3 separate regions of the Homo sapiens genome follow, and regions 1 and 3 are each linked to region 2. Evidence: read pairs that join two places in POLR2A ChIA-PET (ENCODE). Cell type or tissue: MCF 10A. All regions are shown on one strand.

Region 1 (2,500 bases), 56 kb before region 2:
ACCTGAGGCCTAGAAGCTGGCATGGGCCGCTGGCTGCAGGGAGGCGGGAGGTTGGGTCACGCAGAGAGTAGCTGATCCACAGCCCACAGCCTGCTCCCTCGGCCCCCTAGGGACCTGGCAAGATGATGAGGGAGGTGGTCTGAGACAGGAGGCAGTCAGAGACGGGAGGGCAGGTTTCTGTGATGGATTTGGGATGTGCTGCCGAGTGAGGCGGAAGACACGGAAATGTTGGCCAGCAGGCAGTGTGGGGCTGGGGAAGGCTGTCAGGAGCTGCTGTGAATGACGGAGGGTGAGGGCTGCACTGCTCCTTAGAACCTAGTTATGGCCCTGAAACTAAGCTCACCGCTGTGGTCACACAAGACCCCCACCACCAACCTGTCTCTCCCTGACCCGCACACAATGCCAGGCACGGATGGGGCCCAACAGACATAAAGATGAACTGAAACACCACTGCATTCCCAGGGCGCCTGCACCCTTCCTAGAACTTGGTTAACCCAGTTTTTCCTTATCGAATGGCACTGCCTTCCCAGATCTGAAACCCAGGCCTTTCCAGAATCAACATCGGCTGGGAGAAACCGCACTGTAAGATGGGCGTGGCCCCCTCACACCACCCTCTCTCCAGGAAGCAGGGTCTTCAAGGTTATGGTGGAATAAGCCGACTCTGGGTATGCTGAGCTTGAGGGGTCTGGGATGGTTCAAAGGGAGGAGCTGGGTGGGCAGACTCCCCCTGCTCCCCAATACTAGACCATTCCCCAAAGCCGAAGGGAGCAGGGGCCTCTGCACAGCACTTGGGGTATAGAAGAAGGAACCCCTGCAGCTGGAGGCACCTATGGTGACCCTCGGAAGTGGCAGCAGAGGGTGGGAGACGGCCTTCCTGAGACCCCCAGAAGCCTTGCCTCTGGTATTAATGACACTCCCGGTCCTCAGGCTGTACGAAACCAAGCCCAGACACTGGAGTATGCCAGCCTTTCAACTCACAATGGCACATTCCCAGCAAGTGCCACCAGTCTGCAGCCCTTCTGGCTGGCACCATTCCAGGCACTTCCTGCCATCTTCACAGCACGGCACAGAATAGGCGATGGCCAGGCACAGGAAGCAGGGGGCAGCAATGGCTGGGGCCAGGCTCCCTCTGCGGTCCCATGCTGCAGTCCCATGCTGCAGTCCCATGCTGCACCCTGCTTTTGGGTATTTGGTTGGTGGATGGCAATCAAGAAGTTCTCAAGGTTGTCAAGTTTGGCTGAGAAGCTTCCCTGGAAATGCAGAGGGCTTTACTAACAGAACCCACAGAGCCGTTTCCTGCTCCCTCGAGCTGAGCCGCAACTCTTCAAGGGAGGCTGCTAGAGCCCCAGGTGTGAAGGGCATTCTGGGATGCTGCCAGGGCCAGCAACCAGCTCAGGTTACAGTTACACGCCTCGGGGGATGCCACTGTCTTGCTTGCTCCTGGTGATACACACAAGCAAAGCTCTCCCTTTCTGACCTCAGAAATGGGGAAACAGTAGTGAGTGAGTGAGAGAAAAGCAACCACCATCACCCAAAGATCCTTCACCCTGTTTTCCTCTCCAGAGAGCTGACAGCCCAGAGACCCACTTGCTATTTTCTGCAAATGCCAGCTGACAGATCCCTTTTCTTGGCCTCGGGTTGTGCATAAGAGACCAAGAAATAAGACAGCTTTGACTGTCACTTGGGACGTGTAAATAACTCCTTGCAAGCAAGAATGAGCCACAGTGAAGCCAGTAGTGTGTGGGGCACCTGCTTCCTCCCCTGCTGCCTCTCGGGTGACTCCACAGCTTCCATTTCCCTCCCAGCTTCAGCTTCAGATCAATAACTCAGCATTCCCCTTCCAGAAGGGAGTCAGGAAGGCACCTACGACGACCTGCAGGCTGAGGCAGGGCGAGGGCCTGGCCGTCACCTGCCCCGCTCCTGACAGAGCTGCCGCTTCCATAGCACACAACACATACTCACTGAGCTCCACCTGGTGCCCGGCCAGTGCCAGTGGAGGAGGGCACAATGGTGGGCAGTGACCCCAGCAGAGCCTTGCTCCTTGCCAGGCAGGGGCCACTGTGGCTCTTCACGCAGACTCACTCAGTAACCCTCACAGCCCCTCATCACCTCCCTGTACAGGTAAGGGACCAGGTGCAGTGGGATTAAGTGACACACCCAGGCCACCAGCAGAGCCGGCCTGGAGCCCGCTTCATATGGCCCCCTCCAGAGCAGGAGCTCGGACCCATCAGAGTTGGCCTATGGACTCTTCACTCAACTAAAGGAGTAAGTCACGGCTTTCATCAGGAGCACAGTGTGACAGGCACTTGGAAACCAAAATACCAAAACCAAAAACCCCACTTCTGATAAAACTGTCACTGGCCTGGCCTCCAGCAGGGCCACCAGTGGCACTCAGAGCTTCCCAACGAGAGCTGACGAACAATGTCAGCAGTCACATGTCCCAGATAAGCCAAGGCAGTTTCAATTTGTCTAATAAATCATCAAAATGTCCCTGAAATCC
Region 2 (2,500 bases):
GGCCAGAATCTGGTTTGCTGCTGTCAGAGCTTGGCTATAACTCTTCCTAGTGAAGCTGAGAGAGACACTGAACCTCTCTGAACCTCGGGTCTGTCATCCATAAGCAGCAAAACCACAACCATAACCAGTTCCAGGGAAAACTGGTTGATAAAATAAAACTAGCCAAGTGCTGTAGCTCATGCCTGTAATCCCAGCACTTCAGGAGGCCGAGGCAGGAGGATCGCTTGAGCTCAGAAGTTTGAGACCAGCCTGGGCAACACAGTCTTTACAAAAAATACAAAAACTAGCCAGGCATGGTGGCACATGCCTGTAGTCCCAGCTACTCAGGAGGCTCAGGTGGGAGGATCATTTGAGCCTTGGAAGTTGAGGCTGCAGTGAGCTGTGATTGCACCACTGCACTCCAGCATGAGTGACAGAGTGAGACCCTGTCTCAAAAAAAAAAAAAAAAAAAATCAGCTGGGTGTGGTGGCACATGCCTGTAGTCTCAGCTACTTGGGAGGCTGAGGTGGGAGCATTGCTTGAGCCCAGGAGGTGGAGGCTACAGTGAGCTTGGATGGTGCCACTGTACTCCAGCCTCGTGACAGAGCAAGACCCTGTCACACACACACACAAAAAAAAGGTGGGGGGGGAGAGAAAAAAAGAAAAAAATGAAATAAAAAAACTATAAAGTGCTACACACACATAAGGGATATTATCAAGAACAGAACATCAGCAGTCAGCTCCATATGGTGTCCTGGAGTAACACTAGTTGAGATTAGACCCCAGTATTTGCTGACGTCTTGATGGTTAATGGGCAGGGGAGAGGCCACCAATATTGTTATTGGCAATTGCTCTATTTTTCTTGAGGTAAAGGGTAAATTCCCCTTTGTGAGCAAAACATCTTTTTCTGTATTGTAATTCCATTCTGCTATCTCCAAGCATTCAGTAAAATGTTGTGAAATGCCTGACAGGTCGTTTGTGTATTTAAGGCAATATGGTATGAAGGGTGAAGCAACAGCCCTGAGGCAGGGAGAACTAGGCAACATACAGAAGAGAACAGCTGGCCAAGGAAATAACCAAGCCAGACAGATGACATTCATTTAACCTATGTTTTTCACTCCCTAACTATGTTCCAAACTTGGTGGAACACATAAGCATCCCTGGGTATTTGTAGAAAAACTTGGGGAAGGGAACTCTATAAAAGATAGGTCTTCTTTTTTTTTTAAGATGGAGTCTTGCTCTGTCACCCAGGCTCCCAGGCTGGAATGCAGTGGCGCGATCTTGGCTCACTGCAACCTCCGCCTCCCAAGTTCAAGCAACGATTCTCGTGCCTCAGCCCCCTAAGTAGCTGGGACTACAGGTATGCACCACCACGCCTGGCTAATTTTTGTATTTTTGGTAGAGATGGGGGTTTCGCCATGTTGGTCAGGCTGGTCTCGAACTTCTGACCTCAAATGATCCACCCGTCTGGGCCTCCCAAAGTGCTGGGATTACAGGTGTAAGCCACTGTGCCCGGCCTAAAGACAGGCCTTCCTACAGGTCAAGGAAGCTTGACTAATTGTTATTAGGGATTAAATTGAAAAACTGTCCCTGAAGACAAAGAGGTCAGGACCATCTAAGACTCAAAAGTCCAATAATTACAGTTGAAGGTTTTGCCTTCAACAGTGTTCATCCCACTATCTCCTGGCTCCCATGATTTCTGAGGAGAAATGAGCTGTTAATCTGATCAAAGATCCTTTGAACAAGATAAGTTGCTCATCTCTTGCTGCTTTCAAGATTCTTTGTCATTTGACACTTTGATTATGAAATATCTAGGTGTGGATCTCTGATATTCATCCTCATTGGAGTTCACTGAGCTTCCTGAGTGGGTAGGTTACTGTTTTTCATCAGCTTGTGGCCATTCTTTCTGACCCTTTCTCTCCTCTCCTTCTGGGACTCTCATGATGCATATGTTGATTTGTGTGACGGTGCACCATGGGTCTCTGAGGCTGTTAATTTTCCTTCATTCTTTTTTCATTAGCCTGAAAAATCTCAAGGTACCATCTTCAAGCTTGCTGATTTTTTTCTGCCTGCTCAAATCTGCTGTTCAGCCTCTAGTGAATTTTTCATGTCAGTAACTACACAGTTCAACTCCAGAATTTCTGGGTTTTTTTTGTTTTTTTTTTTTTTGAGACTGAGTCTTGCTCTGTTGCCTAGGCTGGAGTACAGTGATGCCATCTCAGCTCACTGCAATCTCCACCTCCCAGGTTCAAGCGATTCTCCTGCCTCAGCCTCCTGAGTAGCTGGGACTACAGGTGCGTGCCACCACACTCAGCTAATTTTTTGTATTTTTAGTAGAGACGGGGTTTCACTGTGTTAGCCAGGATGGTCTCGATCTCTCGACCTCGTGATCCACCTGCCTTGGCCTCCCTCTATTTGGTGAGACACTCTTCTCACATTTTCCTTAAGTTCTTTAGACAAATTTAAAATAGTTGATTTAACATCATTGTCTATGAAGTCCAACATCTAGGCTGGAAAAGAC
Region 3 (2,500 bases), 78 kb before region 2:
CGGTCCTCCTCCGCTTCCTGCCTCATGCCTCACCTTGTCCCCAGCGCCTGGACTCCCCCTTAACTGCTTGGGAAATGTGACCTTTGCTCTGGGGGGCCTGGCCCTGCAGGCCCCAACCTTCCCTCATCTCTGGCGGCCCTCTTGGGCCTCTGACCCAGCCCCTCCCCGGGCCAGGCTCACAGAAGCTGGCTTCTGGGACTGTCCTGGGCCCAAGTGGGCACCTGCGCCAGCCCCACCTGTGCCTGGGCTGTGGCCCCTTCCTACAGGGCGCTCACCATGGCCCCGCCGCTCCTGCTGCTGCTGCTGGCCAGTGGAGCGGCCGCCTGCCCGCTGCCCTGCGTCTGCCAGAACCTGTCCGAGTCGCTCAGCACCCTCTGTGCCCACCGAGGCCTGCTGTTTGTGCCGCCCAACGTGGACCGGCGCACAGTGGAGCTGCGGCTGGCTGACAACTTCATCCAGGCCCTGGGGCCCCCTGACTTCCGCAACATGACGGGACTGGTGGACCTGACACTGTCTCGCAATGCCATCACCCGCATTGGGGCCCGCGCCTTTGGGGACCTCGAGAGCCTGCGTTCCCTCCACCTTGACGGCAACAGGCTGGTGGAGCTGGGCACCGGGAGCCTCCGGGGCCCCGTCAATCTGCAGCACCTCATCCTCAGCGGCAACCAGCTGGGCCGCATCGCGCCGGGAGCCTTCGACGACTTCCTAGAGAGCCTGGAGGACCTGGACCTGTCCTACAACAACCTCCGGCAGGTGCCCTGGGCCGGCATCGGCGCCATGCCTGCCCTGCACACCCTCAACCTGGACCATAACCTTATTGACGCACTGCCCCCAGGCGCCTTCGCCCAGCTCGGTCAGCTCTCCCGCCTGGACCTCACCTCCAACCGCCTGGCCACGCTGGCTCCGGACCCGCTTTTCTCTCGTGGGCGTGATGCAGAGGCCTCTCCCGCCCCCCTGGTGCTGAGCTTTAGCGGGAACCCCCTGCACTGCAACTGTGAGCTGCTGTGGCTGCGGCGGCTGGCGCGGCCGGACGACCTGGAAACGTGCGCCTCCCCGCCCGGCCTGGCCGGCCGCTACTTCTGGGCAGTGCCCGAGGGCGAGTTCTCCTGTGAGCCGCCCCTCATTGCCCGCCACACGCAGCGCCTCTGGGTGCTGGAAGGCCAGCGGGCCACGCTGCGGTGCCGGGCCCTGGGTGACCCCGCGCCTACCATGCACTGGGTCGGTCCTGACGACCGGTTGGTTGGCAACTCCTCCCGAGCCCGGGCTTTCCCCAACGGGACCTTAGAGATTGGGGTGACCGGCGCTGGGGACGCTGGGGGCTACACCTGCATCGCCACCAACCCTGCTGGTGAGGCCACAGCCCGAGTAGAACTGCGGGTGCTGGCCTTGCCCCATGGTGGGAACAGCAGTGCCGAGGGGGGCCGCCCCGGGCCCTCGGACATCGCCGCCTCCGCTCGCACTGCTGCCGAGGGTGAGGGGACGCTGGAGTCTGAGCCAGCCGTGCAGGTGACGGAGGTGACCGCCACCTCAGGGCTGGTGAGCTGGGGTCCCGGGCGGCCAGCCGACCCAGTGTGGATGTTCCAAATCCAGTACAACAGCAGCGAAGATGAGACCCTCATCTACCGGTGAGGATGCGTGCCCCACACCCGGCTGCACTCCCGGCGCCCTTCCTCCGCCCTCTGCTCCCCACAAGGCTTTGCTTCCACCCCTCCTCTCTCTGGGGCTGACACCCCCTCCCCGACCATGGCTGCTGGACTCTTGGAGGAGCAGTGGCCTGGCCTGGCCTGGCTGCCTGAGGGGGCTGGAGCTCAAGGGGCGGCAGAAGGACCCCACCCCGAGATGTCCCAGGTGTCACTGAGCTGTGCAGGCCTCCCCGGCAGCAGGTGGCGGTTGGGTCTGTCTGAAGCACATGGCCCGCGCCCGCGTGTTATTTCTGCCTCTGCTGGTGCCATCCCCCCACCCCATTCCCCTCGCTTGCCTGCGTCCTGTGCCAGTGCACACACCCATCTCCTGGCCACACTCTCCAGCCTGTTCACCTTCCTGAGTGAACCCAAGAGCCCGAGTGGCCCCAGGGGGAGGGGTGTTTGGAGCTGGGAGCACGGGAGTGGGGAGGTGAGGATGGGGCTAGACCCCAGCCCCGGGCTCTGACCACCTGCCCTTGCCTGCAGGATTGTCCCAGCCTCCAGCCACCACTTCCTGCTGAAGCACCTCGTCCCCGGCGCTGACTATGACCTCTGCCTGCTGGCCTTGTCACCGGCCGCTGGGCCCTCTGACCTCACGGCCACCAGGCTGCTGGGCTGTGCCCATTTCTCCACGCTGCCGGCCTCGCCCCTGTGCCACGCCCTGCAGGCCCACGTGCTGGGCGGGACCCTGACCGTGGCCGTGGGGGGTGTGCTGGTGGCTGCCTTACTGGTCTTCACTGTGGCCTTGCTGGTTCGGGGCCGGGGGGCCGGAAATGGCCGCCTCCCCCTCAAGCTCAGCCACGTCCAGTCCCAGACCA

Evidence for each region. ChIA-PET counts read pairs that join two places held together with the same protein. Peaks named below come from ENCODE experiments on the same cell type or tissue, not always from the same donor. Only the 100,000 strongest peaks of a DNase experiment are listed, where the experiment ranks them.
Region 1: POLR2A ChIA-PET joins it to region 2 with 17 read pairs; 6 of 35 experiments call an interaction of 5 or more read pairs at or near these places.
Region 3: POLR2A ChIA-PET joins it to region 2 with 19 read pairs; 7 of 35 experiments call an interaction of 5 or more read pairs at or near these places.

Annotation. Positions count from the first base shown.
Region 1 is chr11:66,879,640-66,882,139 of GRCh38, forward strand. All of the region lies in intron 3 of PC (pyruvate carboxylase), which reads right to left. Among named protein-coding and RNA genes, the nearest start is that of LRFN4, 24 kb to the left of the region's middle. RefSeq lists an enhancer at 2,337-2,500. In MCF 10A, no CTCF peak of the experiment used is centred here; a DNase peak (open chromatin) is centred at 1,392.
Region 2 is chr11:66,935,647-66,938,146 of GRCh38, forward strand. All of the region lies in intron 3 of PC (pyruvate carboxylase), which reads right to left. Among named protein-coding and RNA genes, the nearest start is that of MIR3163, 2.4 kb to the left of the region's middle. In MCF 10A, no CTCF peak of the experiment used is centred here; a DNase peak (open chromatin) is centred at 945.
Region 3 is chr11:66,857,469-66,859,968 of GRCh38, forward strand. The region is part of intron 12 of PC (pyruvate carboxylase); the gene reads right to left. It overlaps LRFN4 (leucine rich repeat and fibronectin type III domain containing 4), which reads left to right. Exons shown (of 2, transcript NM_024036.5): 1 at 1-1,625; 2 at 2,169-2,500. The coding sequence starts at 277. Among named protein-coding and RNA genes, the nearest start is that of LRFN4, 1.7 kb to the left of the region's middle. In MCF 10A, no CTCF peak of the experiment used is centred here; no DNase peak of the experiment used is centred here.